Regions from separate parts of the Mus musculus genome. Here region 2 is linked to region 1. The links are chromatin loops, found by intact Hi-C in ENCODE. Cell type or tissue: gastrocnemius. All regions are shown on one strand. Each heading gives the region's core, and the rest is flanking DNA. Links, peaks and the distances in the headings are about the cores only. Region 1 holds the start of Atp5g2 (ATP synthase, H+ transporting, mitochondrial F0 complex, subunit C2 (subunit 9)). Region 2 holds the start of Prr13 (proline rich 13).

Region 1 (16,140 bases), core at 1-5,000:
TCCTGGGAAAAAGGAGAGAAGACTGAATTTCTAGTCCACACAAGGAAAAGGCCAAACGTCTAAGGTGGACTTCTAGACACTTGAAGCTTATTCATAAGAAGATCCATCTAGGAGAGACCCCATTGTACTCAAACTCTAGCACTAAAGTTTCAACAGGGGTTAAAACACGGTAGAGACGACAATCTTAGATGGTGTTGACAGCCTGTGTGCAAACATCACCTTCCCCAGTGGATCTCTCCTACCATAGTAACTTAGAACCACAGGCCTGGATATTTAACATTCAGGGTCAGAACAGAATGGAGAATACTCAAAATGGCTGGCTCTTTCTCAAGAAGCAGAACCTTAACAGGACAAAGAAGCAAAACTGCAGATGGGTTGCAGCTCACACCCTGTATATACCAGGACGCTACGGGAATAACACTGTTCCAGAACGCAGGAGAGGCAGAAGGCTTTCTTTGGTCATCTGAAAATAGTCAAGATTTTTTTTTAATGATTTTGGTTTTTGATACAAGGTTTCTAATGCTGCAATTAAAGGTGTGTGCCATCACAGCTTTGATTTTGGGCTTTAAGACACTGAATGGAGCTTGTGGTATGATATATTTATAATATGAATCCAAATAGGACAACTGTGAGCTAACTTTACAAGTCAATAGATGATTTTCATTTCCCTTACCCTGGTATCTACAGAGTCTCATGGGTAAGGTAAATCAGCACAAACTCTTGCACAATTGTGGACACAAAAGTAATCAGGCTTCTTGTTCAATGCAAATCCTGAGAAAAAGAACCACTTCCCCAGACGAGAAGATCCCGCTGGTCTCCAGGGGATTAATTTAGCTCTTCAGTGACTTGCCCAGAGGTGGCAGAGACTAAATAGTCCCAGGTGCCCGGGGCCGGCAGGGCTGGCAGCAGAGGCAGCTGTCCCAGGAGCAAGGGGACTCCCCAAGATGAGGAGAACAGCAGTAAGGCTATGGCACTGACTGGCAGGAGCCCAGGGATGGAGGCCTTCTCTGTTAAGGCCGGGGTTTTCACTTGGGGCTGTGGGACCACAGAGCCTATCGTGCTGACGTTTACTCTAGCGTGTAAACAAGAACTGCATATGATGATGCACTGACTCACAGCAGCCAGCACTGTAGACTGTGGCTTCCTTGTAAGAACATGGAAAACCTCTTCTTGCTGCTTTTAAAAATACTTTTAAAGGATGTAAAAACTTCCTGGCACCGGGGAAGCAGGAGTCTGAGGCAGCCAGGGCCATACAATTTAACTCAACCATAGAAAGCCAGGCAGTGACTTGGACTGCCAGTCCCTACTCCATACTACAGCCATTCAAGAGAACTCTGGCAATGTGCATGTGCTACAGATGCACTGTCAACCACGGTTGTCTCCAGCTCCTAAGCACTTGGAATTACAGGAAAGAGTAACTGAAAACCTCAATTTTATGTGAGACAGGGTCTCATATAGACTAGGCTGGGCTGAACTCACCATGTAGCCCAGGCTAACCCAGAGCTGCTGATCATTCTGCCTCTCTCACACAACTGTTGGCATCACAGGTCTGGATTATCACAGCTAGTATAATCTTCATAGTAGTATTCATATTTAAAAAAAATTAAAGCAAGGTGTGGCTGTACATGCCCTTAATGCCAACATTCAAACAAGCAGGGCTCTGTGAGTTCTATGCCAACCAACTAGGGCAACATAATGAGGAAACAAAAATTATTATTTATGCATTTAGGTGTGGGTGTATATTCACATGTGTTCGAACACATGCATATGGAGGCACAAGTTGGTTTACTCTTATCTCAAACAAAATCCAGAAATTTAGATAAAAAGTAACAACACTGAGTTAGTGGCCTCTGCACAGGACAGTGAAGCTCTAGACCCGGCTTTTGGAACACTCAACAGAGCCAACAGAGGGCCCAGGTATCCTTACCTGGCATAGCCAATGATGAGACTCCCAAAAACAGTCCCAATCCCTGCCCCAGAGCCAGCCACCCCAACTGTCGCAGCCCCAGCTCCAATGAACTTGGCAGCTGTGTCGATGTCCCTTGAAATGGCGCTGGTTTGGAAACTGCGGCTAGGGATAAGTGAAGTCAGAGGCCGCCGGACCGCCAAGCTGCTGAGGCTCTGTGACAAAGAGGCAGACAGAAGGCAGGGATTTTTGTTATCAATTCAGTGTTTTGCTTTGGAAACATTGTACTATTTCAAACTGCTAGGCTGGCTGTCAAATCTGATGTTCCTCCCTCAATGGAAAAATCATTTAGTTCCCTGAAAACCTCCCTAAAATGTTGGCAAGATAACTTTTTAATGTAGGAGGCAGGGTTCAAATACCTCCACAACCCAGTATGGTCTACAAGTGTTATGAGACATGAGCCTGTTCTTGACCCCCAATACCTGGTCAGCAGACCAGGCCTAATAATGGGAGCTGACAGAGGTCCACCAAAGCAGGAACTACCAGATGCAACTGCCAACACAGAGTATTCACTGCCTTCCATTTCTACCTAGAGCAGCAAAGGTCTGATCCTTCCTGAATGCCAGCCTGTGGTGATTATCCTCAGCACTCCCCCTACTGGTCCGGGGAGGTAACCCTCTTTACTCCTCCTCACCAAACCATAGCTCCAACTCCACCTTAAGGTACCTACCTCATCTGTTGGCATCTGTGGTCGCTTCAACTCCACTGCAGACAGCGGACGACTCAGCAGCTGAGAGGTGCTCCTGAGAGAGGTGCTCCTGATCTAGTGGAATGACAAGGGCAGGGAGGTCAGGAAGGCTGTGGAGGTGACTTTTAGAGCATTCCATTGCACACAGTAGGATGTTCTCTGAACCTTGAATCAGTCTTTCTATTTTTTTTTTTTTTTTTTTTTTTTGAGACGGGCAGGCACCTTTAATCTAGACTTAGGAAGCAGAGGAAGGCGGATCTCTACAAGTTCCAGGCTAGCCAGGGCTACACAGAGACCCTGTCTCAAAACAAAAACAACAACAACTGGACTGGAGAGATGCCTTAGAGGTTAAGGGCATTAGAAGAGACCCAGGTTCAATTCCCAACACCCACACAGTGTCTCACACTCATCCGTAACTGCAGATCCAGCACTCTTCTGATCTCCTTGCATACCATACTAGGCACACATATCATATATGTAAGCAAAACACTCATACACATGAGACAATTTTCTACAAAACAACAACAAAAAAAATCTTTAAAAACAAAACAAATCCTAAAAGACACAGAAATCTTGCTATGTTGCCCAGGCTGACCTTGAAGCCCCAGGCTAAGCAACCCTCCTGCTTTAGTGTCCCTGGTACTGGGACTTCACACGTGCACTGTGTCACATTATTCCTTGTATCAACAAATTCTGAATTCAGGGTCATTGTCTTGCTTTTCAGGTTTTGCTTTATGGAAAGAAAAGTGTTTTTCCTTGTAGGGGCCATAGGAGGCCACAACTTCTGCTCTACTCTTTTACCCTTTTGAGAATCAGAAGAGATCTAAGCCCCAGATGTATCTGCTTCACTCAACAAGGGATACATTTACAGGTAATAGTTGGCTCCTAGGAAAGCCAAGGATTACGGTGTTCTCCCCTGAATACATGTATCCTCCTCTGGAAAATGGATGTAAAGAGCCATGTTCAAACCTCACCTCATCCTGACAGCCCTTTCTCATCAGCTCCAAGACTTTATCTCTAAGATACATGGCAGACAACAGAGACAGAATTACGAGGCTTACATACCTCTTCTTGACAGGATCTCATGGTAGGCCATGCTGATCTTAAATTCGTACTAGCCAACCTTCCTACTCATCCTCCCAAGTCCTAGCTCACACATGAGCCACTCTGTCTGGCTGCTGCTTCTTTTTTTGTACGAGGGACGGAACCCTGGGCTTTGTACATGCTAGGCAGGCACTCTACACTGGACTGTATCTTTATCCCTTTGGTGGTAACTTCCTCTTGTGTTTATTAGTGTTTTGTCTACATGTATGTATGCACACCTTGTGGGTGCCTGGTGCTCACAATGACCAGATGACACTGGATGCCCTGGAACTGCAATTACAGTGATTACGAACGGCCATTTGGATGCCAGGAACCAAACCCAAGTTGTCTGCAAGGGTAACCATGCTCTTAACTGTTAAGCCATCTCTCCAATCCCAAATGTTAACTTTCTATCAGGTATGCAGTATAAGGGCTAAGTTACTTAATGATTTTCAGCCTATTTCTGCACCTGTCAAATGGGGACAATCTTAGGGTTCTGAGGAGTAAATGGGGAGATACAGACTGGTGAACAGCATGAGGCATGAAGCAAGTGCTTAGTAGCTGGTACCTCCCAACAGCAGCACACCCTTGAACTTAGCAAGAGCACCCACTATCTTATTATTTTTACATTTCTAACCTCCTGCTGCTTCAGAGCCTAACACTTTTCCAGGCAGAAGGCCTTCTCTTTCACTGCAGGCACAGGCACCTTAGGGAAGCTATGAAGGCAGCCCTGCACACTTGTACATGATAATGTCACATCCCTATACTACAAGTTTGGACATCTCTGGCATTCTCCTATATGAAGAAACAAGGTGTCCTTTAAAGTCCTTCCAGAAAATGTACTCACCAGGGAGCGGGTAGAGACGAACTTGGAGCAGGCGTACATTTTCAGGGGTGAGGGGCCGAGGCAGGAGGGCTGGAAATAAGCAGCAGCATTGTAAACACTTTGCTTTGCTACTTAAACTTCATCCTCACACCTGAGAAGGATCGCTAGGAAGCTTAATTAGCTCAGAGAGCCAAAATGACACCAGAATCCTGAAATCAAGTGACTTTCATGGCCTGGGCAAGTAAGTGACTTGCTCCCTGCTTAAAGAACCATGACCACTTCCACAGCCCACGGTTTGGGATTGTCAACGTAATTTCCCCAGCATCCCTTGCTTTCCTTTTCTTCTTCTAGGTTCAAAAGCATCCCTTCTCTGGTCTCAGTGTCTGGGCCTAGAAGCAGTCAGTGTACAGTGTACAGGCTCCAACCACCTGCAATCCTAGTACTCAGGAGGCAAGGGCAAAATTGCAGAAAGTTCCAGGCCAGCCTGAGCTACTGAGTAAGACCTTGTTTCAAGACAGAAAGAACTAGTATTCATTTTTATTGGGTAGAGTCTGGGGATTGTTAGGGCTAGAGCCCTAGACCTGAAGCACACTGGCCTAGTGCTGGCTGTATCTCCATCCCTACAGAATCCCTAAACTTCTGGGAGAGTTCTCAGAAGACTAAGTCACTGGAAGTTTTTCAACTATCTTTTTAGCATCTCACTCCTTAAAATACTGATTTCTACTTTAACAAGATACAGCCAATCAATGAGGGAAACCCTAGCATTAATCTAATAAGCATCAACTGTAAAATTTCACCACTCCATTAAGGGGTATTAAGTTTTGTGTCTTCAAGATCCAAAGGAAGAATATGTAAGGTAAAGGTTTAGGACAGTGTCTTCCTCAAGTGAAGCGAGAAGTCCACTTGAATCAGAATTATCTGAGGGAATATATATATATATATATGAAGTGACTGTCACTGGGCCAGCAGCATGGCTCAGAGGGTAAAACCATGTGCCCTATAAACCTGATAAAACAAGTTTGATTCTTGGAGCACATAGTGGAAGAAGTACTTCCAAGAGCTTTCTTCTGATCTCCACAGGCACATGTGCACCTGCACATTCACACACATAAAATAATTTAGGACATTTTTAGATTTGTATGTATGTTTTGTCCGCATGCACACCTAGTGCCCAAGAAGGTAGGTCAGAGCTGGCACTGAACTCCCTAGAGATGGTTATGAACCATCACACCGGTGCTGGGAACCAAACTTGGGGCCTCTGGAACAGCAGCAGTTGCTCTTAACTTCTGAGCCATCTCTCCAGTCCCTAAACACAAGATCTCTGGTGCCAATATTTTAAACAACTTTTCCAATCATTTTATATTTAAGGTATACAATGGTATGGCCTCAACAACACTAACAGGTTGTCAGTGAGAGAGAAAGGACTGTAACTCTGTAATTTCACTCAGAGGGAGGCCACACTGGAGGTAGAACCTAGGACCTTAGTGCAATCTAGGTAACGTGTCCTACCACCAAGCTACGTCCCCTGCTTTTTCTCTCTGAAGTTTGAATAGCCCATAAACTAAGATGCTCAAAGTATAGGCCTGTTAAACACTACTCCCTTAAGTACACTGGACGCAACCTGTCCAAGGCAGATATGCTACTTGTAAATCCTGAATTTTACTTTTAGACCAATGTTTGTCTTCAGGCTGGCTCTATCTAAAACTTTACTTTTTGCTGGATTCGGTGGAACACATCTATCATCCCAGCACTCAGAAGGCAGAGAGGCAGACAGAGCTCTGTGAATTCTTGGCTACACAGTGCGACCCTGTAACAAACTCCTCCCTTTTGTCTTTATGCAACCTAAACCCAGATTTGATGCCCACCTACTCAGGTTTAATTGAGTCGAAACCCAGTACTTCTTTAAAACTTTTGCAATAGAGGCTTAAGCTGGGTTGATGGCTTAGATGATGGTGCCTGCCACACCCCGTGCGCTGGGTACCTATGGAAGCAGGTGGCCTGAAGCTGACTGGCTTGCAATCAGAGTCGATGAGCTTCAGGTCAGTAAGACATCCTGTCTCGAAAGGTGAGGGTGGAGTGGAAATGCCCCCCACATTAACCTCTCAGCATGCATGCATACATGTCACCATACACGTGAATAAAGGGAGGTCTGAAGTTAGGCATGGTGGTATGTGCAAGTGATCCTAGCACTGGGGAGGCTGATGCAGAAGGATCATAAATTTGAGGTAAACGTGGGTTAGAGTCAAGAAGCCAAAATAAAATGGAAGACGTTTTTCCAAAAACAAGTTTTAACATGGTAACTTATAAAATGTAGTTCTGGCAATACTCTAATTACTGCCCAACCCACTGCTTGCTTGCAGAGAACTCAGTAAACAATTCTTAAAAAAAAAAAAAAGTAGGGGAATTAAATTTAATAGTTTACAAACATATGGAATAGTATAATCTGTTGCTGGTGTGTAATAAACCCAAGCGTATCATTCGGCGAGCCCTTCCAGTGGTCACTTAATATGGGCAAGCCCACACCAGAGCAATGAAACCCTCCACAATGAGAATTCCCCACTTAACCATTCCGTTCCTTAAACCTTCCCACTAGCTGGCAGGTATAAATTCTAAAGCTCGTATTGCTCCCATCTTCTGGGCTTGCTGCCTAACAGAAACCTCCATTTCCACCATTTAAGATTTTATTTCTAACTTCATTAGTATGTCAGGGCCTTCATTAGAGGCAACCAGTTTCTAAGGGAACAGGCCTCGCTCAGGCCTCACTCCTGCCACCTGTGCACAGGCCGGTTAGCCTGTTCTGTTACTCTCTACCACGTTCAGTTTATTTCAAACTGAAGGATGCTGACTAGGGAGATGATGGCTTTGGACGGTGAACTAGCTTGACTGCGCCAGAGGTCCTGAGGTTCAAAGTCTGCAAGCTTCAAAAAAATAAAAAATAAAGGCTATTTTGATTCAGGATGACAAGGGGAGGCAAAGGTAGGAGGGGAGAGTCTGGGGTCATGACAATGGTGAAAGGCGTGTGGGTGAGCGAAGAGCACCCATAAAAGCCTTGGTTCGCGCCCGGAGAGAACACGCTCGCCAGCATCTGCCTTTCGCCGGCCGCAGAGCCCCCAACCCCCGTGAGACACCCAAGATGGCGCCAGGCCCGCGCGGTTAGAGGTCATCGGCACGAGGAAGGGGTAGCCCTCCGCGTGGGGATGCCGGGACCGCGAGGGCTCAGGGACCCGCGTGGGAGCTAGCAAGGTCAGGGCGGCCACGCGTCCTCGCAAGGGGTACTGCTGCGCGCGCCTGCGCGGCACGAAGAGGACGCGAGGCCTCAAGGCCTTACCTGCTCCCAGGGCAGAGAAGACAGAGAGGGGCGGGGGCGCGGGAAGCGCGAGGGAAGGCTCTGCGCATGCGCGGCCGGAGCCAACGAGTCGCTTTTCTCCATGGATAGAGTGGACACAAGCTAGAGGATCGGCCGGGACGCCACAGCTCCCTCTGCCAGGTTGGTGGTGTCTTGGGGGACAAGCACTCCACCTGGCGTCCAACAGGAGAAACTGCAAAAGGAGCCCACCGTGCACGGAAGAGCCGCCAACTCTTGCTGATCTGCAACGTGGTGGAACTGTGGACTGCACAGCATTTTTGGAGTCTTGGACTCGAGTCCCCTTTCCGAGCATGCGCAAAGTTAAGGAAAAAAAAAAAAACCAAAAAACACCCTACCCAGTCTACTCGGAAATTGTTTATAGCATACAGTAGGGATTGGGGTTCAGTGCCTAAAATGTAGCAGGGGAAAATAAAATCACAGAACTCTTGGCTTCTTGTCACCCTCAGGACACTGGCAACGTTGGGTGGGAGATGGGAACTGGCCCAATGCTATTAGCAAAATGCCATGGCAGTTTCTGCTTTAACTTATTTTTATTTTTGTTTTCCCTATCTCGTTGATGAGCAAAGCATGAAAAAAACCCAGCATCTTCGAGTCATAAGACTGGGGGGGTAAACAAGGCCTGATTCTCCCTTTTGTGAGTCCTGGGATCAATTAGGGATAACCGCACCTGTGGCCTGCAGTAGGGGTGCGAAGTCACCCCAGGCGACCAGTTTACCTCCTGTCGGACTTGCTGGGGGGCGAGCTGGAATAAGTAGTCGCCTGCGAGGTGCTCTCCCCAAGCAAGCCCCTACTTTTCTTCACTGCCCTTTCGCCCGTCCCTCCCCCAGTGGCGGTGGGCGGGGGCTTTCCTGCGCTAGTCCTGGAGCAGGCCTTTGTGTACACGCAGGAACGCACGAGCCTAGCAGACGGCTGCAAGGCTGACCCAGCCCCTTAGCCCGGCTGTCCGGTTAGGGTGCTTGGACGCAGCGCGAGAAAGACGGGAAGAGCTCACCAAACCCCCATAAAAAAATAAAAAGAAAGCCGCGGCTGTAAATAAAGGCAAATCCGCCACCCTCTGAGGGGCCGTTTGTCCTCCCCTCCTTGGCCCCGTCCTTCCCGCCACCCCCTCCCGGCCCCCGGCCCCGCGGCGCCCCGGCCCCAAGCTCCTCCATTTAATCGGATTTGGGAGAAGGGGAGGATAAATCACGGCAGCAGCTTTACGGTCCCGGAGGAGAGGCGAGCCGCAGCCAGGCACACCCCGGCCGGCGATAAAAACCGCCGCTGAAAGCCCACGGAGCAATTTCCCGGGACCCCGAGCGACGCCATTACAGGAATGTAATTTTGCCCGGATGAGGCCCCGAGTTTAATTATCCTCGCGGAGGAATTTCAATGCGGCCAATCCATCTTGCAGGCGGGCGGCAGAGGGATTTATATGGGCCCGTTATTTCACACCGATCCTCCATCTGCATTTTTATGGCCCTGAGCTCCTGAAAGGGAGGGAAAGTGTGGGGAGAAATGGAAGAAGAGGGTGGAGGACTCCCCGCCTTTCCTAAACCTTGGATTTCAGCTGGATTAGGATGCTCGCAGGTTCTCCTGAGGTCCCCAAATCTCCCTCCAGTGCCAGTTGTTGACCTGGGCAGGGGCAGAACCGGGATCTTTAGGAAGCAACAGGTATTTTTCCAAGTACTAAGCAGTGTGAGATGCCGTGTGAGAAAAGGCAAACCCGCCACCCTCTGAGGGGCCCAGGCTAGCAGGGCTTAGGAGTTGGTCCCTTGAGGTTCCCTGAACACCCCGCTCCGCCAAAAACTGAATTCTTTGTAGCTCTTAGTTTCATACCCTAAGAGGCACAATCTATAGTTCTTAGGAGCTGCCGCCACCAAATGGTGTTGCAGCTGTTGGTTGCGACAATTTAGAGATCTCGTATATATATCGCTAACAAAATCCCGGAGGAGGATGAATCAGAGAAAGGGCCTGTGAGGAGCTAACCCTGGCTTCTCCTAAAAGTTACTGCAGAGTCTGATAATTCCCTGGCCCGAGTGGTAGGATTTAGTTAGACAAACCTGAGTTCCCAAATCACATGTGACCTTGGGCAAGTTATTTAACCCTTTTAAGTCATTTTTCCCCTCTCCTTTTAAAATTGGGTATAATAACAGCGCTTACCCTGCAGCCTATATTGAGATAATAATGTACATGAAGCTTTTAGCAGAGGGCTTGGTACTCAGTAAAAGTTCAATAATCGCCATAATCATTATCGTTAGTATTATAGTTACGATCACTGCAATTTAATTCTGTCATGCTCCCGTGAGACTGTTTATTGTGAAGGGTCCTTGCACGGTTATCTCCTGAAAGAGATTCAAATATTACAAAACTTTTTCAATCACATAAATCATGCAAAACCAGTTAGTTGACATAGTGATGGGTAATCTGTGAAGCTGAAAATCCTGAGGGCTTCTGCAACAAGGTTTAAAGCAGGAAATTAGACAATAAGAGAGCAGGGGCATGCCAAAAAACTGAATTGAGGCACGTGAGGGAGTGGGGTCTAGGGATATTCTTAACCCTGGGCTTGGGAAGGGTCCTTCTCTCAACAACTAGGGAACCTGCGGTCCTGGGAGGAAAGGGTGTGGAGCGAGAACCATCCCTTCCAATCAGTCCCGGTCTCTTCCGGACCAGGCCATGTAACAAGGTTGGTCTGATTGGCCAGTTTTCCTAATGACTTCTAGTGGCAAATTCTAACTGGTTAGCAGCCTCCCTGCAGTAGAGTGACGGAGAAATGAGATTGATCTTTCCTTTCCTCCGATTGGTTAACAACCCTCAGGGGAACAGAGACCTCTTTTAATTGACCGGTAGGTTAGGAGGAGGTTTGGCATCCCACGTATCGAAATTCCATGAGTTCTTTTCCTCAAAGGTCACCAAGAAAGAATCTTGATTGTCTTGAATATATTTGCCTTTGGCCGGGAGACAGAGTAGTTAAGAGAAGAAAAAAATCAAAATCATACAGGCACAGCTAGCTCTGTTCAATATGAAACCTCAGACAGGAGGATTCACAGGAAGAAACATAAAAGGGACCGACCGAAGGTATAAAAGATGTCAAGTGATGAGATGGAGAAAAGGGAGATGTTGATCAAAGGATACAAAGTTACAGTTTGAAGAAAGACGGTTTAGTAACTTGGCAGTTAACTACATTTAATGTGTTGGATATTTCAAGGCTGCTGAAATAAATTTTAAGGTTTTCTCTGACATATACAAATGAATTGACTGGATAAAGTGTATGTTAATCAGCTACATAGAGTCTTTCTATAATGAATATGTAGATCAAAACATCACATTATGCCCATAAATATACACTTTTTTTGTTTGTTTTGAGCCAGAGTCTCTCTACTCAGCCCTGGCACTCATTATGTAAATCAGACTGCCCTCAAACTTGCACCTGTCTCTGCTTTCTGAGTGCTGGGATTCAAGACCCATGTGCTACCACACCCTGATCAATAAACACAATTATTATTTGTCAGTTAAAAATATTTCCAGAGAGCCAGGTGTGATGTGTCTTCAATCCCAGTACTTGGGAGGCAAAGCTCTGTGATTTTAAGGCTAGCCTGGTCTACATAGTAAGTTCTAGGACAGCCAGATCTAAATAGAGAGACCCTGTCTCAAAAAACAACACACACACACACACGTGTGTGTGTGTGTGTGTGTGTGTATATGTATGTATGTGTATGTATATGTGTGTGTATAAAGGGTTGCATAGTTTATTTCTTATTCTGATGATTTAAAAGCAAGCTATGTAATTTTGCTAGAGGCAGTGAGCACAGAATGAACTCCTGGCTTGGAGGAAGCCGCTCAGGAGCCCAGTTCCAGCTCTACTACTACTACTGAGCTGAGTGACTACTGAGTTACTCCATCTCTCAACACTCTATTTTCCAAGTTTAAAAGAATTTACAGAAGGAAGAACCTATCCAGTGTTAACTTTCCAAAAGTCTTTCCTTTTACAACTTTTATGTCTTTGTACTTCAGCAATGACTCCTTCTTGGTCTTGAGCTCCTTTCGTACTTGCTTTTTGATGCTGGGGATTTGAACCCAGAGCCTCCAGCAGACAAAGCTGTATATTTCTAGCACTGAGATCTACCTCAAGGCCATTTGTGATAGTTAATGTCAACCTCCTGGTTAGACTCCTGGGGCTGAGATGGATACTGGTCTCTGACTGATGGCTTTGCTCTTGGCTTGTTAAATTAGTTTCCCAGGTAGCAGGACACAAGGTATGAGTGAAGAAAGGACCATTGATATTTCAGCTTCTGAGGAGGTAGGGATCAGTGGGATGTTTAATGTCACAAATTAGGTCCTCAAAAGTATTTTCCCAGCAGAGAGGTGAGGATAAGAGGCAGGCAGGAGGAGCCATCCTGGGCTGCATAGGAAAAACAAATCACAAAAAAAGGGATTTTTTTTTCTGAGACAGTTTTTCTCATAATGTCACATAATGAATCGGTAATATCCTCAAATTTGACTTTGCCTGTAATCCCAAGAGAACTGACCTAAATCACTATGTAGACAAAGCTAGTCTTTTTTGTTTGTTTTGTTTTTCTCTTCTTTTCTTTTTTCTTTTTCTTTTCTTTTCTTTTCTTTTCTTTTCTTTCTTTCTTTCTTTCTTTTTCTTTTTCTTTTTTTTTTTTTTTTTTTTTTTTTTTGAGACAGGGTCTCTCTGTGTAGCCCTGGCTGTCCTGGAACTCACTTTGTAGACCAGGCTGGCCTCGAACTCAGAAATCCACCTGCCTCTGCCTCCTGAGTGCTGGAATTAAAGGTGTGTGCCACCATGCCTGGCTTTTTTGGTTTTTCGAGACAAAGATAGTCTTGAACTCACAGAGATCTGCCTACCTCTGACTCCTGAATGCTTGTTTGTTGAGACAGGATTTTGCTGGTTGGCTTGGAAGTATTTTGTAGACCAGTTGGTCTTATGATTGTACTTCCTGCTTCTGCCTCCTGAGTGACAGGATCACAGGCATGTCCTGTCATGTCCAGAACCCCACCCCCTATTTCTAAATTAAACTCATTTTTATACAGTAAAAATTAATTAATTAAAAGCATTTACTAGACCAGAATTTAAGTGCTTTTGAATTTGTATTAAGAATTTGTACATTGGGGGCTGGAGAGATGGTTCAGCAGTTAAGAGCACTAACTGCTCTTCTAGAGGATCTGGGTTCCAGTCCGAGCACCCACAGCTCACAACTGTGTAGCTCCAGGTCCAGGGGATCCAACACCCTCACACAGACGTGAATGCAGGCAAAACCACCAATGCACATAAAATAAAATTAAATAAATAAAAATTTAAAAGAATTTGTACATATCCTACTTATTTATTTAGACGCCATGACTTGGACCTTATTATCTAAAAATGTTGAAGGAGGGAGCAGCTGGAGAGGTGGCTAATCTGTTAAGAGTACCTCCAGATAACCTAGGTTTATTATCCAGCACCCACATGGCAGCTAATAACAGTTCATAATGCCAGCCGCATAGGGTCCATTGCCCTCTTCTGGCCTCTGTAAGCACTGCATGCATAAAGTGCACACACAAGCAGGCAAAACACCTAAACACATAAAAATAAAGTCTTAAAGAAAAAGAAAGGAAGAAAGAGAAAAATGAAGGGAGGGAGGAAGAAAAGAGAGAAAGAAAGAAGAAAAACAAAATCAACAAATATTTCTCAACTTGAGGAAGTCACAGACAAGTTAGAAAACAAACCTAATTGCGCTGTGAAGAACTGAAGACTACAAGCTAGACATCTCTGTCTTAGTCAGGGTTTCTATTCCTGCACAAAATTTCATGACCAAGAAGCAAGTTGGGGAGAAAAGGGTTTATTCAGCGTTTACTTCTACATTGTTGTTCATCATCAAAGAAAGTCAGGACGGACAGGAACTCACACAGGGGAGGAACCTGGAGGCAGGAGCTGATGCAGAGGCCATGGAGGGACGGATGTTGCTTACTGGCTTGCTTCCCCTGGCTTGCTCAGCTTGCTTTCTTATAGAACCCAGGACTCCCAGCCCAGCGATGGCACCACCTACAATGGGCCCTCACTAATTGAGAAAATGCCTTACAGCTGGATCTCATGGAGGCATTTCCTCAAGGGAGGCTCCCTTCTCTGTGATAACTCCAGCTTGTGTCAAGTTGACACAAAGAACAAGCCAGTACAGTATCTGAAGTCTAATCTTTCATTTGTTTTTAGTTTTGAGACAGGGCCTCAATGTGTGACCCTGACTGGCTTGGAACTCTATTTGTAGATTAGGCTGGCCTTGAACTCACATCTGCCTGCCTCTGCTGCAGTGCTAGGATTAAAGGCGAGCACTACTATGCTGGGTTCCTGACCTCTAATCCCCACCGCAAATGCCCTTTTTGAGACAGGGTCTCTTGTGGTTGAGGCTGGCCTTGAACTTGTGACACTCCTGCTTCACATCCCAAGTGCTAGGATTTACAAGCAAAGCCTAATTTGGGGATGTTACTAATTTATTATGTGACTCCGAGGAAAACAAATCTCTGTGCCTCAGTGTCCTCATTTGTAAAATACAGAAAACTAGCTCATTTTCATCTTCACGTGCGTATCGTAGAGCTTAGGTCTGGTCATTCTCACTTTCCCTTGTCCCCTGTGATGACATTAAACGATTAGCTGACATTTATTGAATGTTTACTTTGCAAGGTATGGTACTATATATTGTGCATGAGTATTTTTTTAAAAGAAAATGTTCCAGGTGTGGTGGCACACACCTTTCATTCCAGCACTGGGGAGGCAGAGGCAGGCAGATCTCTGAGTTCAAAGCCAGCCTGGTTTGCAGAGAGAGAGAGAGTTCTAGGACAGCCAGAGCTAACTAGCCAGAGAAACCCTGTCTTGGAAAAAGAAGAAGAAAGAAGAGAGAGAAAGAAAGGAATGAAGAAATAATATGTAGTGCCTTGTTTTTTGAATTTATAATCACTAAGAATCACTTCACACATAAGTATAATATGTATAGGATATGCATATTATATGTACAGTGAGACCCTTTCTCAAAACCAAAACAAATAAAAGATTAGACTTCAGATGCATAGCATATGCATATTAAATAAAAGGCTTTATAGGTAATAAAAGTTGAGAAAGTAGAATGAATTCTAGCCAAGATAACTAAATGAAAATCATGATTAAAATGAACATTTTGCTTTCTTTAAAAAATTATGAGCCAGACATGGTCACCTTTAATCCCAGCATTCAAGAGGCAGTGGCAGGTGGATCTGTGTGAGGTCTGGGCCATCTAACCTGGTTTGCCTAGCACATTCCAGGTCAGCCAAGTTACAGAGTGAGGCCTTGTCTCAAAAATTATGAAATATAAGCCAGGCTAACTTGCTCATGACTGTAATCCTTGAACACAAAGGACTGAGACAGGAGGATTGCTGCAAGTTTAAGGCCAGTCTGTGCTACAAGGTGTGGCTATGTTTTTGTAAATTATAAAAAGAATGATACATATATGTATATACATATATATACACGCATATACATATGTACACATATATACACACATACATGTATACATATACACACATACATATACATACATATACACATACACATATACATATTCATATATGTATACATATGTATATGTGTACATAACATATGTATATACTCAACAGATTGTTTTTGGAGTACTGGAGATTTGAACTCACAAACACTAGGCAAGTTCTCTATCACTGAGGTATAGGTCCTACACCTTGAACATTTTTTTTAACATCTACTATATTCAAAGTATTGTCATGGACCTCAGAACACAGATGTGAACAAAGCAAGACAAACAAACAAACAAACAAACAAAAACCAGTGATAGGGCACTTGGCTAGCATGTGCGAAAACCTGAGTACAACTCTCAGCACTACCACCACAAAACCTTCATCTATCCAGAGAGCTGATGTGTTATATAAACCATGAGGCATAATATGAAATGGACTGGGCACCTATAACAATCCTTGAGCTTAAGCAAAAAACAAAACAAAAACAAAAACTCGAAGTTACCATTGTGAGTCCCATGTGCTTCTCACCTACAGTAATCCTGAGTTTCATGTTTAGTATTTTGGATTTTACATTTGTTTTTGTTTTTTTTCCTGAGTGTGACAGAGTGTCTGTAATTTCTTCCACTTGCTTTTTTTCATTCCACTCTGTATCTCTAAGACTCCTCCATGCTGGTGTAAATAGTTGTATTTCAATTTATCCTATTGACCAATATTTA
Region 2 (16,140 bases), core at 6,288-11,287, 210 kb before region 1:
CTCTGCTATACAGAGAAACCCTGTCTCGGAAAAAACAACAAAAAAAAAGAAGGCCAGGTTCTTTCTTTATCTCTTTCTTCTTTCTTTCTTTCTCTCTTCTTTCTTCCTTCCTTTCTTTTTTCCTTCCTTCCTTCTTTCCTTCCTTCCTATACTGCAATTTATTTATCTATTTTTATTTATATGTGTACACTGTAGCTGTCTTCAGACACACCAGAAGAGGGCGTCAGATGCCATTACAGATGGTTGTGAGCCACCATGTGGTTGCTGGGAATTGAACTCAGGACCTCTGGAAGAACAGTCTGTGCTCTTAACCACTGAGCCATCTCTCCAGCCCAGTTCATTTTCATATTGTGGCATTCATTCAGTTCTCTACTTCTATCATGCTCTCCTCCTCCTGAGACACAGTGCTGCCTGGGTACAACTGTGGCAAACTAAGGGTGTTCAGTATGTTCATGAATAGCCTATTCCCAGTTGCCCCTCCTCCTTTGGCTCCACCCATCTGTATCTACGCAGGCCTGTTAGCCCAGGTCAGGTGGTTGGAGGGACAGAGGTCCTTGACCACTTTTGTCTTGGGTCCTCTGAGTCAGCGTGTGACAGCGACTCTTAGTCAGATTGCTTGGATTTACTTGGATTACAACTCCATTGTCCGACCTCAAGAAAGCTTACTCAGCATTTGCTAAAGCTCCACCTCCAGCCCCCGAGGTAGCTTGTGCCTGTGCTGCTGGCACTGGGAGGTAGAGGCAGGAGAATCACTGCAACCATGAAAGCAGTCTTCCACGTCAGCTACGGTGGCATACAAACCAGTGAGATCCTGCCTAAAAGAAGGTGGAAGGGAAGGAGAAAAAGGGCCAGCAATGTCATGGGCAAAGGTCCTTCTGTGAAGCTTCCACATGACGGCCTGAGGCAGTCCCTGGAGCCCAGAAGGTGAAAGGAGAAAACCAACTCTAGCAAGTTGTGTTTTGACCTCCACAGGTGCCATGTAGTGTGTGGGGACCCACATACCCCCACACAAATAAATAAGTGTACTTTTTTTTTTTTTAAAAATAAAGGAGAGGGGAAAAAAAAAAGAAAGAATAAAAGACCTACAAAAATCAGGGTAATCAGAATGCCGTCACCATGGGGTCCTCATGAGGTCTATCGGAGACCCTGTTCTAAGGACCTGGGTCACAGCAAAGTACCCCGTACCACTGAAATAAACTACTAATCCACCCCCCGCGCGCCCCTCCCCTCATCTCAGACCTTAAATGTAGGTGCTTCCTGCTTCAGCCTCTTGAGTGCTGAGGTTACATCCATGTGCTACTATGTCTGGCTAAAATTATAACGTGTGTGTATGTGCGCGCGCACGTGCAGACTGGCATGTTCTTGATCCCCATTCCTTCCATTTCTCAAGTGCCGGGGTGGCAGACACGCTGTACCACGCCCAACCAGAGTTACTATTTTTTGCTGTCACTTTGCTGCATATTCTCATGCTTCCACCGTCTGTAGTGTCTTGACCTGGTTCTGTCAGGGTGTCTCTGTCTGCTGGGGAGGTGCGGGCTGGGGTGTGTGTGGGGGGGTCTGTCAGTAGCTCTCTGCTTCCTGGAATGAACCTCCTGAGCTCTGTGCACCCTGCTCCTCTCTGCTTTTCTCAAGGGCTCCTTATGCCACTACTTGACTCAGTACACGAGCGACTGGGGAAGTTCCTTGAGGATGGCTCTGTCCCTGGCAGAGGGCTTGGCTTTTCTCCACGAGGAGCGTTGGCAGGATGGTGAGTATCCGGCAACAGGGAGGGAGGAGTCAGTAGCCGCACCCGATGCGTGCAGGCCCAGTTCTCTCTCCGCTTATGGGAGAAGGACTGCACCAAGGAGAACCACATGACCTGTGTCCGCAGGCCAGTACAAACCAGGTATCGCCCACCGAGACCTGAGCAGCCAGAATGTGCTCATTCGGGAAGATAGGTCATGCGCCATCGGGGACCTGGGCCTTGCCTTGGTACTCCCTGGTCTTGCTCAGCCCCCTGCCTTGGCCCCTACTCAACCCCGAGGCCCCGCTGCCATTTTGGAGGTGAGTGTTTTTGATAAGTGTGAGACCTGTGGTGACGGTGGCTCTGATGACAGTACAACTTTTGCTGTGGCAACGGTGCGGCTTTGCTAGTAGACAGAGCATTGCTGTAATTGGGGAATTTGTGGACCAGAGCTGCAAGACAGGTTGCCATAGAGGTGACTCCTGGCACTCCACATCTTCTCCAGGCTGGCACCCAGCGGTACATGGCTCCAGAGCTCTTGGACAAGACTCTAGACTTGCAGGACTGGGGTACAGCTCTCCAGAGAGCGGATGTTTACTCTCTGGCGCTACTACTGTGGGAGATCCTGAGCCGCTGTTCCGATTTGAGGCCTGGTAAAGTCTACCCATAGTGTCCCACCTAACAAAGGCTCACGTGCCTTCTATTCCAGAAGGCTATGATCTCCCCTAGTTTTATCACCTGGGAGCCCCCTCGCCAGGGTAGGTTAACAGTCTATGTCTATACCTTTCCCAGACCACAGACCACCACCTTTCCAATTGGCTTATGAGGCAGAACTGGGCAGCAATCCCAGTGCCTGTGAGCTCTGGGCCCTGGCAGTGGAGGAGAGGAAGCGCCCCAACATCCCATCCACTTGGAGCTGCTCTGCCACAGTAAGAAGCCATAGGCTTGCCAGCTGGGGACCGGGAGTCAGGGCTGAGTTTGGATTTCAAGGACTTCTCTGCCACAACCAGACCTTCTCCTCCTATCCTGAGCCTCAGTTTACCTTTTCTTCTACAAGTGTCACACAGTTGGTTCCACCCACATACCACCCTGTGGAGCCTTTTTATTCCTATCCCCTTACTCCACAGTTAACTCTGTTGTTCAGTCGTCTCCTCCAGGAAGTCCTCTCTGACTTTTCTCTTACATGGACCTCAGCCCCTTTGACAGTATCTCTCTCTCTCTTTATTTATTTATTTATTTATTTATTTATTTAGGTTTTTGGAGACAGGGTTTCTCTGAGTAGCCCTGGCTGTTCTGGAACTCACTCTGTAGACCAAGCTGGCCTCAAACTCAGAAATCCACCTGCCTTTACCTCCCAAGTGCTGGGATTAAAGGTGTGCTTCACCACTGCCCGGCGACAGTATCTCTTTAGGAATAGTGTACCCCAAAGTTCAAATCAGTGCCCCATCATTTTGTACTATGCAGCTCTGTTTCTACTGTGGACCAATTAAAGCCAGCTCTAGGTATAACAAGGTCAGAAGGGTCACCTGATAGTGAACGCAGAGCTCTTCACAAATGGTTTCCTGAGATGTCCCTTCTCCCACTCTCCTACCTGAAATGTCTACCATACTAGTGTCTATTGGATTGGTCTGTGGAAGCCAGGCTTTGTCTGCAGGACACACTGCTTGACTAAGAGAAGGAAGAGTAACTTTCCATTAGCACAAAAGTTGTCAGCCTGAATTATCCTTAGAGGAAAAGGTAGACCCGTTGGAAGGTATCCCAGGAGTCTGTCTCAGGGAACAAACTCAAGGGTCTAGACTTTAGGGAATGGGGCTTGGAGGCCTTCCACAGGTGGGGTGCGGAGTCAGGAGTGGTGAGACATGCTCTTAGCAAGGACTCCGTGCAGAATGGAACGGAGTGCGTGGGAGAAGTGAAGACTGGAGATGTCTGCTCTGGGGTTGGCCAGGCCTGCCATCTTCTCTCTCTCCCTCCAGGACCCTCGGGGGCTGAGGGAGCTCCTGGAAGATTGCTGGGACGCAGACCCAGAAGCACGGCTGACAGCTGAGTGTGTGCAGCAGCGCCTGGCAGCCCTGGCTTACCCTCACGGGGCGTCCTCTTTCCCAGAGAGTCCACAGGGCTGCCCAGAGAACTGCCTTTCAGCTCCCGCCTCTGCCGTTTTCCCCTGTCGGCCTCAGCAGAGTTCTTGTCTCCTCAGTGTTCAGCAAGGCCCTGGCTCTAGGAGTCCCGATCCTGTAGGCGACACTGTTCAGGTGTATGTAAATGAGTAGCTTGTTTGAACTCTCTGTACAGGCCGACATGCGTGTGGCCGACATGCCTACTGCTGTCATTCTCTGTGGGTTTCTAACCCATGGGGTAGATATGCTCAGGAAAGAGAATAAATAAGGTTCCCGCACACTCTTCATCAATGTGTTTTTACTTCTTTAAGATCCGTTTATTTTATTCATAGTACGTGTGTTTGTGAGTTTGTGTGTGCCACATACGTGCAGGAGGTTGTGGAGGTCAGAAGAAGATGTCAAAGCTCCTGGAACTGGAGTCACAAGCAGTTGTTAATCACCATGTGGGTGGGTGCTGGGAATAGGTCCTTTGCAAGAGCAGTAATTGCTCTGAGCTCCTAAGCCATCTCTTTAGCCCTTTATTTTATTTATTTATTTTTTTTTTTTTTTGGTTTTTTTCGAGACAGGGTTTCTCTGTATTGCCCTGGCTGTCCTGGAACTCACTTTGTAGACCAGGCTGGCCTCGAACTCGGAACTCAAGAGATCCACCTGCCTCTGCCTCCCGAGTGCTGGGATTAAAGGCATGCGCCACCACGCCCGGCTAGCCCTTTATTATTTATTTATTTATTTATTTATTTATTTATTTTTGAGGCAGGGTCTTACTGTGTGGCCTTGGCTTACTTACACCTGCTATGCAGTATGTAGCCCAGGCTAGTCTCTGACTCTCGAAACAATCCTCTTGCCTCAGCATCTGGAGCACATGCTTGAGACACTAGCATTTACTTACTTATTAGACAAGGTCTCACTATGTAGCTCTGGCTGGCCAGGAACTCACTATGTAGACCAGGTTGGCCTTGAACTCACAGAAATCTACCTGCCTCTCTCTTTCTTTTTTTTTTTTTTTTTTTTTTTGGGGGGGGGTTTCTTTTTGGTTTTTCGAGACAGGGTTTCTCTGTATAGCCCTCGCTGTCCTGGAACTCACTTTGTAGACCAGGGTGGCCTCGAACTCAAAAATCCACCTGCCTCTGCCTCCCAAGTGCTGGGATTAAAGGCGTGAGCCACCACGCCTGGCTCTCTCTCTCTCTTTCAAGTGATAGAATTAAAGGTGTGTGCCCCTGTGGCAGGTATCAACATTTTTTTTTTTTTTTTTGAGACATGGTTTCTCTGTATAGCCCTGGCTGTTCTGGAACTCACTTTGTAGACCAGGCTAGCCTCGAACTCAGAAATCCGCCTGCCTTTGCCTCCCAAATGCTGGGATTAAAGGCGTGCGCCACCACGCCCGGCTCCAACATTTATTTTTGAAGACTTTATTTATATCATTTTAAAACTCTCTGTCTCTGTCTCTCTCTGTGTCTGTCTGTCTGTCTGTCTGTGTGTGTGTGTGTGTGTGTGTGTGTGTGTGTGTGGTGTACAGAGGGGCACTGGTAAGGTACTGGATACCCCTGGAGTCGGGGGAGTTAGGAGCCACTCAATATGAATGCTGAGTACTGAACTCCAGTGCTCTGGAACAGCTGTGTATGCTTTTTAATCTCTAAGTCATCTCTCTAGGACCACCAGGACTAATTTTCACATGGTGGCACCACCTGTTGGGCATTGGAGGAGTGGCCACAGTGAAGCCATTGGCCTGAGTGCACTCAGATCGCTGAAGCTCACACTGTGGGGATCTGTCCAGACTCAGGGAGGTGAGCGAGGTTACCTAGGCAGCAGTTGCCCAGGAGCACCAGGGGGTGGCGCTATACCTCGCTTGGCATAGTACTTACAGAACATTCGGGAAGCCCTGGGTTCCATCCCTAGCACTGCATAAGCAGTGTGGCAGGTCCTTGTAATCCTAGCACAGGGAAGGTGGAGGCCGGAGCTGATCTGGAGCTGTAGGCAGGCAGGGAGGATCAACATTTCAAAGTCAGAGGCTGGAGAGAGAGGGCTAAGTTAGGAGCACTTGCTGCTCTTTCAGGGAACCAGGGTTTAGTTTCCAGTGCTCCTATTAGCAAGTTCACAGATGCCCATAATTCTCGCTCTAGGGTACCCGAGGCCCTCTTCGGGCCTCTGTGGGCACCTCCATGCACAGGTGCACATACAGACGAACAGACAGACAAACAGCACATATACTACATTGCTTCTACAGCACAAACACTAAATTAAAACAATACAGAGATTATTGTTGTCCCTGTACAAGGGTAACCCACAAAGTTGGGAAGCATTTCATATATTTTAAAAAGCTTTCTTTAAAAAAATAAATATATATGTTTTCCTTCATATTCTATACATTAAGAATACAATTTTGGGATGGAGAGATGGCTCAACAGTTAAGAGCAATGACCACTCTTCCAGAGGTCCTGAGTTCAACCCCCAACAACCACACGGTGGCTCACAACCATCTGTAATGGGATCTGATTACCCTCTCCTGGTGTTTCTGAAAATGGCTTCAGTGTACTCTTATACATCCCCGAATGTATACATTAAGAATAAATTTTCAAGCCAGGCGTGGTGGCACACGCCTTTAATCCCAGCACTTTGGAGGCAGAGGCAGGCAGATTTCTGAGTTCGAGGCCAGCCTGGTCTACAAAGTGAGTTCCAGGACAGCCAGGGCTACGCAGAGAAACCCTGTCTCGGAAAAAGCAAAAAAAAAAAAAAAAAAAGAATAAATTTTCATCTTACCCTAATGTATTAATTTCTATCTATAAATATATAGGCAGAGATATAGATGCAGGTAAGCAGGATTTATTAGAATGATTTACAGGCTGCAACCCAGCAAATCCAACAATGACTGGCTGTAAGCAGGAAGTCCAACAGTCCAGTACAGTCCACGTGCTTGGATGTCTTCAGTACATGGTGGACTCCCAAAGAACTAGGCTTTAATGCCGGTAAAGAAATGGACTTTCCTTTCCAGGAGAGAACAAACTGGCCAAGAGCAAAGTGTCCTTCTTCAGTGTCCTTATCTAGGTTTCCAGCAGATGGTATGGCCCAGGTTAGAGGTGTGTCTTCCCACTTCAAAATCTAGATTAAGTAATCTATTCACCTACTTCAGGTTAAGAAGAAAAAAAAAAAGGTGTGTCCCGACAACCAAGAATAGTTATCACACCTAATAAAAATTGTTGTAAATATTTGTAAAAGTTTGAGATCATCTTGGCAACATAGCAGGCTGAGGCCATCCTAAACTGAGTGTGAGATCCTGTCTCAAAAATAAATAAAAGTGCCGGGCATGGTGGCGCATGCCTTTAATCCCAGCCCTCGGGAGGGAGAGGCAGGAGGATTTCTGAGTTCGAGGCCAGCCTGGTCTACAGAGTGAGTTCCAGGACAGCCAGGGCTATACAGAGAATACCCTGTCTTGGAAAAAAAATAAAAAAAAATAAAATAAAATAAAATAAAATAAAATAAAATAAAAGTGTAGAGGGTGGGGAGAGGAATGTAGACAGCTAAGGTCCAGGCCTTGTGTGGCTTGTGGGAAAGTCCTTGATTTATTCATCATTTTATCTATGAACAGGGTCTCATGTAGCGCAGGATGACCTAAAACTCTCTGTGTTGCCAAGGGTGACCTTGAACTCAGGATCCTGTAAGCCCTATCTGCAAAGTGCTGGGGTTAGCTGGGCTTGGTGGCCCACACCTTTAACCCTAGCACTCGGGAGGCAGAGGCAGGTGGATTTCTGAGTTCGAGGCCAGCCTGGTCTACAAAGTGAGTTCCAGGACAGCCAGGGCTATACAGAGAAACTCTGTCTCGAAAAACCAAAAAAAAAAAATTCTGAGAGTTGTGGCTTGCTTTTGTTTTTCTAGCACCCGAGAGAGAGAGAGAGAGAGAGAGAGAGAGAGAGAGAGAGAGATATGGGATGACTGCTTTTCATCCAAAGTCAACCCAAGTCATACTGGTAGATTGTCTCAAAAACATCAAAACCAAAAATGAATTCACTTAGTTACCCAGAACAATGACATGAAACTATAACTGCACCATCTGCTGAACACATTGAAACCCTGTCTCTTATCTTTCTACAAAAAAAGAACCACAGGCTGTGGTTCTAGCAGCTGGCAACATTGAAGCCCAGGGCTGGGACTCAGCAGAACTTCCTCCTTTTGTTCTCTGAGGCCTTTTTTTGTTTGTTTGTTTTTGTTGTTATTTTCCGAGTCAGAGACAGGGCTGGTCTGTGTGGCTCTGGCTGTCTTGGAACTCACTATGCAGACCATGCTGGTTTCAAACTCAGAGATTCACCTGCCTCTGCCTCCTGAGTTCAGGGACTAAAGGTGTTGTGCCATCATGACAGAGCTCTCTCTGAGGTTTTATGTAGGGTTCCCTAAGAAGCTAATATTGTCTTTAAATTCTGATTCTCTTCCTCCATTTCCAAAATGCTAGGTTACAGACAAGTCTACCCATCAAGCAGGCACTTGGTGCACATACACTGAGGCAAAACACTCATACACATTAAAAAAAAAAATCTTAAAATTTAAGCAAAACAACAACAAAAAAAAACAGTGAGAGTTTATCTCGTTGGCTCAGGTCCTTGCTTGGAGCTGACCCCGCCTCGGTCCCGCCCTAAGGAGCATTTCCGCTGCGTCTCCGTATTTCACCTGTATGTATTTCACAACGCAATGTTTTCTCCCTAAGGCTCCGCCTGGCGGCCAGCGCAACGGTTTCCTCCTTGTTTAGTTGGACCACAGCGATTGACAAGTCAGTTCTCCAATCATCGTGTCAAAGTGATCACATAATTATTAACTAGGTCACAGGGGCGGTGCGGAAGTATAGAATGAATAGGAGTGACCAGGAAGTGCGAACCCAGACTGAGAAGGAGGACAGGAGCGGGCTGGCGATCTGGGAAGGTGACAGGGCATCTGGCCTCCCAAATTCCATCTCTCCTCTTAGCTGGGCCAGGGATCCATTTATTCCTGAGAACTAAGAACTCCATTTGCTCTTTGGGGGTTGTGTGTGTGTTCTAAGAGTTTTGGGACCTGGAGTGTCTTTCTTGATATTCAGGATGGGATTATTTGTTTGTTTATTTATTTATTTTTATTTATTTGTTTATTTTAGCTTCACTTCAGGGGTGCCCCCGGGGCGAGCAGGGAGTTTAGGTCCCATCTCACACTACGGATGCTTAAAGGCCTCCGGTCCCTTTCCAGGGAGAGGGAAATGAGACTTCTCCATCCAGGTGAGATAGTGAAAGTGGGAGGGGCCCTGGGAAGAGAGTTCCTGTGATTTAAATCCTGGGCTAGAGTAGGCTATGAGGATGCGGGAAAGAAAAAGGGAACTTTTTTTTTTGTTTTGTTTTTGTTTGTTTGTTTGTTTTTGTTATTTCGAGACAGGGTTTCTCTGTATAGCTCCAGCTGTCCTGGAACTTACTTTGTAGACCAGGCTGGCCTCATTCGCCTGCCTCTGCCTCCCAAGTGCTGGTATTAAAGGTGTGCACCCCCACGCCCAGCAGGGAACTTTTTTTCATTTCCTTTTGTTTTGGGTTTGACACAGGGTAGCTCTAGCTGTCCTGTAACTCTTTTTCGACCAGGCTGGTCTGGAACTCAGAGATCCACCTGCCTCTGTTTCCAGAGTGCAGCCCATTTTTAAGTGGAGGTTTATCTGTGAGAGTCTTGGTAGGGTGGAGGCTGTAGGGTGGGGCTCGGGTTCTCGAAAATCCTCCTCCCTTCCTGGAACCTTCAGACTTTGCCTGGTTTACTTCCTAGGCTTGAGCTAACATCTCGACATGTGGAATCCTAATGCTGGTAAGTTCCTGGGGGCTCTCCTCTGACCTGCCCCAGCCCATTTTGCAATGAAACAGGAAGTTTCTATCTATCCCCGCAGCCCCAAGCAAAAGCAAAGCCACCGGACCACTGCTAGTTACCAAGTTCTGCCTTTCCATAAGGCTTAAGAACGGTAGTGATTTGTATTATGTGTTGATAGAGGTTCCGGACAGTTCTAATCTTTATTCTCGGATTCTTCTTCCAGGACCGAATCCATATCCACCCCAAGTTGTGTGCCCAGGAGGTTCCAATCCTGCCTGTCCACCACCTCTCAATCCTGCCTTTCCCCCTGGCCCCTGTCCTCCCGGAATTCCCCAGGGAAACCCAGCTTTCCCTCCGTGTCGTCCCCCTTATCCTGTACCACAACCAGGGTGTCCAGGATACCAACCCTCAGGTCCCTACCCTCCCCCATACCCACCACCTGCTCCTGGCATGTGCCCCGTGAATCCTCCGGCTCCTGGCATGGTGGGTCCCGGAATCGTGATAGACAAGAAGACTCGGAAGAAAATGAAGAAAGCTCATAAGAAGTCGCACAAGCATCACAAGCACGGGAAGGTCAGTGTCATCTGGAGCCTGGCTGGGGAAGGAGCTCCGTTCAGAGGGACCAGGGGTGATCAGGAGTTGGGGAAGGACTTTCACGGTTTGTGGGCACAGGCGATGGTGTGTGGGAGCGGTAGCCCGCAACCTTGTCGCTTTAGCAGATGTAGATGGTTTTTCCTTTAAGTAAGGGGATCCTCCTGAAAGGAGTTTAGTAATATTGAGGCATCAGATCACTCCCATCTGCCAAGGAAAAGTGAAGGGGTGCGGGGAGGATTTCTGTGCCAAAAGCCCTCGACCTTCTTTACCTAACTCTTTCCCAGTAACTTCCCTCACCCACCCCGGGTGTATCCTTTGGTAAATTGGACACACCCACTGAGGTTGTCTAAATGTCAAAAGAGTGACAAAGCACAGTGACAAAGCATAATAGTTTACTGAGTGGTCATATGGCCCTTAGTTCCTGGATTTTCTTTATCTCCTTCAGTATTCCCTGGTACTGAGTTAATTCCCTGGACGAGCCTTCTGTGACTCAGCCTCCAGCAAAGCCTGGGGTGAAAGGGGATTTTCCTTCACAAGACCAGTACAGTCCTTCCACAGGAACCCATTAGTGAGGGGGGGAGTTCCCCTGAGGACTCAGGAAGACCTCAGTCTGAAACTTGAGGCTTCGAATAGACTTTATGCCCGTGTTTGTTTGCTCCGTGGATCTGGGCTCTAGTTCCTGAGTCTGGGTCTTAGGTAGACATGTGGGGAGTAGGGAAGGAAATGAGACACTAACCAGGGAGAGTACCCCGAGAGTCTAAAAACATTTTTTTTTTTTTTACGGTAGTTGATGGAGGTATGTCTGTGTGGATCCTGGGATGGGATTTCTCCAGCCATCTGTCTGTCTCTGCCATCTTCCCCACTTTTTCCCCTAGTGGGACTTAGAAATACAGCATGGCCCACACGGTGGCCGTTCCTACCCTCCCTGAGGTGCAGAGAGATTCTAGTTTGTCATTCTTTTTTTTTTTTTTTTTTTTTTTTTTTTTTCAACACAGGGTTTCTCTGTATAGCCCTGGCTGTCCTGGAACTCACTTTGTAGACCAGGTTGGCCTTGAACTCAAGAAATCCGCCGGCCTCTGCCTCTGGGTTTAAAGGCGTGCGCCACCACCTGGCTAGTTTGTCATTCCTTAAAACAAACAAGGAGGGATGATTAAGGTAGCAGCAGCCTCCCACACCCTGCTCCACTTTCCTGGTCCTAGCTAGGTGTGGAAACTTGGTTGGAAGGCAATGTGTTGAGGTTGAGGACAATTTAATCCATTCTTGTACCTTCCCTGCTGCAGGAAACCCTTGATTTTGTTGGTTATTGGGACAGGACAGTACGAGACTCCTGCTTACTGGATACTTGGGTGGATGGGTGGGGCATGAAAAAAATGGCCTTTGGGGTAACCAGAGGTCATCTGGGTCTGATGATGTGTCCTTTCCCCTTGCAGCACTCCTCCTCTTCCTCCTCCTCTTCCAGCAGTGACTCTGACTGAACGCAGGGCCTGGAGCCTCCTCCCCTCCAGCCTCACCAGCTCCACTCTCCCACCAAGCTTCAGCTGTCATCCTCGTACGGAGTGAGGGGCATTAGCCCTCTGCTCCCTGCCCCACTCCTACCTGTGCCTTCCCCTGCTGTTCTGTCCCGGCTGTCAAGGGCTAGCTAGCAAAAGCAAAGCGGCCTTCTTGATCTGATCGTAGCTGATGAGGTCAGTGGGGGGAACTGTCTTTTGAAGATGGCAAGACCTCTGAGCTAAATGGGGAGCACCATTTTAAGATCTGCACCATGTGATTTTTTTTTTTCTTCCACTTTCTTTTGTAACACTTGTGACTTGGGTTTGTGACAGTTTGTGATGAAAAACCTCTACTTTTGTAATGGCGGCACATGAGAGTGATTTAATGGCAACTGTGTTCCCGGCAGGGCTTTTGGATCTCAGTAACTGTCGAGCTGCTGGAAAGTGCAGTCTCTTTACTTGGTGAGCTCTTTTGGGACCCGACTTATTCCTTAGTTCAGTATGTTATCTTTGATGGCTCTAAGTCCAAATAAAAGTTCTTCTTCCAGGTTCTACTCACCTGTGCCATTACCTTGACTGGGCTAGTTTTGTTACTCTTGGTCATACTCTTTAAAGTACGTCACTTTTTTATTTTTATTTTTTTAATTCCTCTGAGAGTCTCACATCACCCAGGCTTCATATATGTGTGTGAATATATGCATATATATGTATGTGTGTATATGCATATATATGTATATATGTGTGTGCATATATATGTGTATATGTATATATATGTACACACATATATGTGTGTATACATATACATAAGCATATATACATATGCATATATACATATACACATACACATACACACACACACACACACACACACACACACACACATATATATATATATATATATATATATATATATATATATGGTGACTTTGATATACAGATCCTTATGTCTCCACATTTGGAGTGCTGGGATCACAAGCTTCAGCCACCACACGTTGTTTATGGGCTTGAACCAAGACCTGTGCCTCCTAGTCACGGACTTTATCTGGAGCTACGTCCCCAGCCTAAAGTGTGGTGTTTAGTGCGGAGCCAGCGCATCAGTGAAGAGGATACTGTGCTAGTCTAAGAGGGGAAGAGCCTTCAGAATGAACTCAGGTTTTACAGACTGAATCCACATTGCTCTCCCAGATACGGACCCATTTGCATATGTTTTCATTTGCTACAGAGGTTTTCTTCCAGACAGGGTCTGAGTATGTAGCCTTGGCTAGCCTGTACTCAATAGGTAGAGGAGGCTAGCTTCCAACTCACAGATCTCAGAATTCCAAGGCTGGGATTAAAGGAGTGGCCGACTATGCCCAGCTGGCTTCAGAGGTTTTCAATCCTTGGCGGCTCATCAACTTTAAGGGGGGGCAATTTAGGGTTCTGCCCTTGATCTAATAAATAAGATAGATAGATAAATGGATAGATAGATAGATAGATAGATAGGTACATACATACATACCACACACACACAGACACAGACACACACACAGACACACACACACACACAGACACACACAAACACACACACACACACAGAGGTCTGTACAGGTCTAGTATGTATGTGCTTTATGTCATGCAGTTCCTGTAAAAGCCAGAAGAGGGCAGAGGATACTGTGGTACTGGAGTTACTGATCATTATGGGTCTCTGGAAATTGAACCCAGGCCCTTTAGAAGAGCAACCCCTGCTCTTAACCACAGAAACATCTCTCCATCACCACCCTCCTTTTTTTTTTTAGAGTCTTGGTATCTAACTCAAGTTGACCTTGAATTTAAGGTCTTCTTCCCTCAGCATCCCAGGTACTGCCATGATAAACCCAAGCCACAGTGCCCAGAACTGAGGAGGCTCAGTGGCAGAAGGTTTGCCTTGCCTGTATGTTGTCCTGGATTTAATTTTTGACGATAAGAAAGAAACAGAACAACAACAAGCCAGTTTGATGGTCCTATGTAGTCCATAACTCAAGCTCACTACGTAGCCAAGATGAACAACTTCCTGATCTTTCTGTGTTTCCTCGGGGCTGGAATTATGGGTGTGTACTGGTTTGCCTTATTTTATGTAGTGCTGGGGCCTGAACCTGGGGCCTTGTGCCTGGTATGTAGGTAAACATGCTCACAACCCCAGCTCTTGAAGTTTTAGAAAGTATTTTATTAGAGTATTAGGGTTTTCTAAAGGACATAAATATTTATGTATCTATATGTTAGAAGAAATAAATATGTATTATATATAAATATACAGTATACTAGTATATATGGGACTAGAGAGATGGCTCAGTGCTTAATAGCACTTAACTGCTCTTCCAGAGCCCCTGAATTCAATTCCCAGCACAACTGCACAGTGGCTCGAATCCATCTGTAATGGGATTTGCTACTCTCTTTTGTTAATATCTGAAGATAGCTACAGAGTACTAATATACATTATATAAATACATATATTTGCATATATAAAAATCTATATACATAAAGATGTGTGTATGTATATATGTGTATACATACACATACACATACACACACACACACACACACACACACAAATTTGGAGGCCAGAGTAAGACTTTGGGTGTCTTCCTCTATTGCTCTCTACCTTATTCCCTTGAAACAATCTCTAACTGAACCTGTAACTGAACCTGGCTAGGTGGGCTAGCTAACAAGTTTTCAGGATCCAAGTATTATTGGTTCAGGGAATAAAGCTATGTCTTTGAGCATGTTAGGCAAGCACACGTGCTGAGGTACATTCTCAGACCTGTTTTTTGTTTGTTTCTTTTTTTGAGACAGGTCTTCATTATATAACTCTGGCTGTCCTAGAACTCACTATGTGGATCAGGCTGGCCCCAGGTTTACAGAGTTTCACCTGCTCTGCTTCCCCAATACTGGGATTAAAAGTGTGAGCTATCACCGCCTGCCTTTATTTTTGTTTTGTTTTTGAGAGAGGGCCTCCTTAGATGTCTTGGAACTTGCTGTATTAGCTAGTCTACAGGACTTTTGGTTCTCTAAGCCACTTTGCTTAGCCTATTCCCTATATTCTTAATGTGGAAGTGACTACTTTAGTGAACAGCAGTTGAAACATTGGGAGCCACTGGCTATATCTGAGCACTGTGGGGGAACCACTGTCTTTTTAAGATGCCAGTCATTTCCTAATGATTTACATTTCAAGCTGAAACTTTGGCATGCACTGACATATCTAAAGATATAAGTTCTGGCTAAGTGTAATGGTTGAGCCCTGTATAAATGAGCCCTGGGTCTTCTGTACTCTCTCTTAGCTCCTCCCAATTCCATTACTGGCCTGGTTCCTGAAACCATTGGGTTTGCCACCCCTCCTCTGTACACCAGTCCATACTCCCAAAGGTGATAGTTCTCAGATTTTTTAAAAAAAGATTATAATTTTATTTATTTTATGCATATGAGTACACTTGTCATGGTTTTCAGACACATCAGAAGGAGGCATCTGATCCCATTACAGATGGTTGTGAGCCACCATGTGGTTGCTAAGGATTGAACTCAGGACCTCTGGAAGAACAGACATTGCTCTTAACCACTGAGCCATCTCTCCAGCTCTAATCCTAGCACTCTGAAGGCAGAGGTAGGTGGATCTCAGAACGGATTCTAAGCCAACCAGGGCTACCCTATCCTGTCTGAAACAAACAAACAAACAAACAAACAAACAAAAAAACCAATAGCAGCTGGGCACTGGTGGCACATGCCTTTAATCCCAGCATTTAGGGGGCAGAGTCAGGCGGATTTCTGACTTTGAGGTCAGCCTGGTCTACAGAGTGAGTTTCAGGACAGCCAGGACTACACAGAGAAACCCTGTCTTGAAAAACAAAAAACAAACAAACAACAACAATAAAAACCCAATAGCAAAGTCTCTGGTCTTGTAGACACATGGCATGTGTCGCACATACATCTATAAGTAAACACTCATATACATGTAAGAAAATCAAATCTTTAAAAAACATGCAAATTTGGCAGTTTAGCTCTAGCGACTATGAATAATGAAATGAATCTGTAGCTTGCTGGCTTTTTTTTGAATACTTTCTGTAGATAAATATGTTGTTTTGTGATCCTAGGCAAGTTCACCCATTTCTGCTTTGGAAAATTTCTTGATCCATAGTCAGATATTGCTATTAGATTCTTCTCTCTCTCCCCTTATCTTCCTCATTTTAAAGATATATTTTGTGCTGGACAGTGGTGGTGCATGTCTTTAGTCCCAACACAAGGGATTTTGAGGCCAGCCCGAGTCTACAGAGTGATTCCAGGGTTAGAGTTGGAGACAACCAGTCTCAGGAAAAAAATAAAATTTATATGTCTACGTGAGTTTATGTGTAATACTTGTATGCAAGCACATAAGACCACGAAGACCAGATGCACTTTGATGTCTTAGGACTGAGTTACA

The links. Peaks named below come from ENCODE experiments on the same cell type or tissue, not always from the same donor. Only the 100,000 strongest peaks of a DNase experiment are listed, where the experiment ranks them.
Region 2: it touches region 1 in a loop (4-fold over the local background); 5 of 42 quality-filtered maps call a loop at or near these places.

The regions. Positions count from the first base shown.
Region 1 is chr15:102,663,127-102,679,266 of GRCm38, forward strand. Atp5g2 (ATP synthase, H+ transporting, mitochondrial F0 complex, subunit C2 (subunit 9)) reads right to left here and starts at 7,921. Exons shown (of 5, transcript NM_026468.2): 1 at 7,892-7,921; 2 at 4,585-4,653; 3 at 2,637-2,729; 4 at 1,928-2,121; 5 at 1-2. The coding sequence starts at 4,623. Mir688 (microRNA 688) reads right to left here and starts at 8,740; the gene lies at 8,666-8,740. In gastrocnemius, for the core only: a CTCF peak has its summit at 2,569 (motif pointing left); DNase peaks (open chromatin) are centred at 938 and 2,559; H3K27ac peaks cover 1,732 bases.
Region 2 is chr15:102,450,517-102,466,656 of GRCm38, forward strand. It overlaps Prr13 (proline rich 13), which reads left to right and starts at 8,654. Exons shown (of 4, transcript NM_001170911.1): 1 at 8,654-8,739; 2 at 9,592-9,630; 3 at 9,854-10,203; 4 at 11,655-12,290. The coding sequence starts at 9,612. The coding sequence ends at 11,699. Amhr2 (anti-Mullerian hormone type 2 receptor) reads left to right here. Exons shown (of 11, transcript NM_144547.2): 7 at 1,633-1,747; 8 at 1,871-2,043; 9 at 2,229-2,376; 10 at 2,516-2,652; 11 at 3,697-4,123. The coding sequence ends at 3,990. It also overlaps the pseudogene Gm24128. In gastrocnemius, for the core only: a CTCF peak has its summit at 8,538; DNase peaks (open chromatin) are centred at 8,553, 8,974 and 10,023; H3K4me3 peaks cover 2,883 bases; H3K27ac peaks cover 3,991 bases.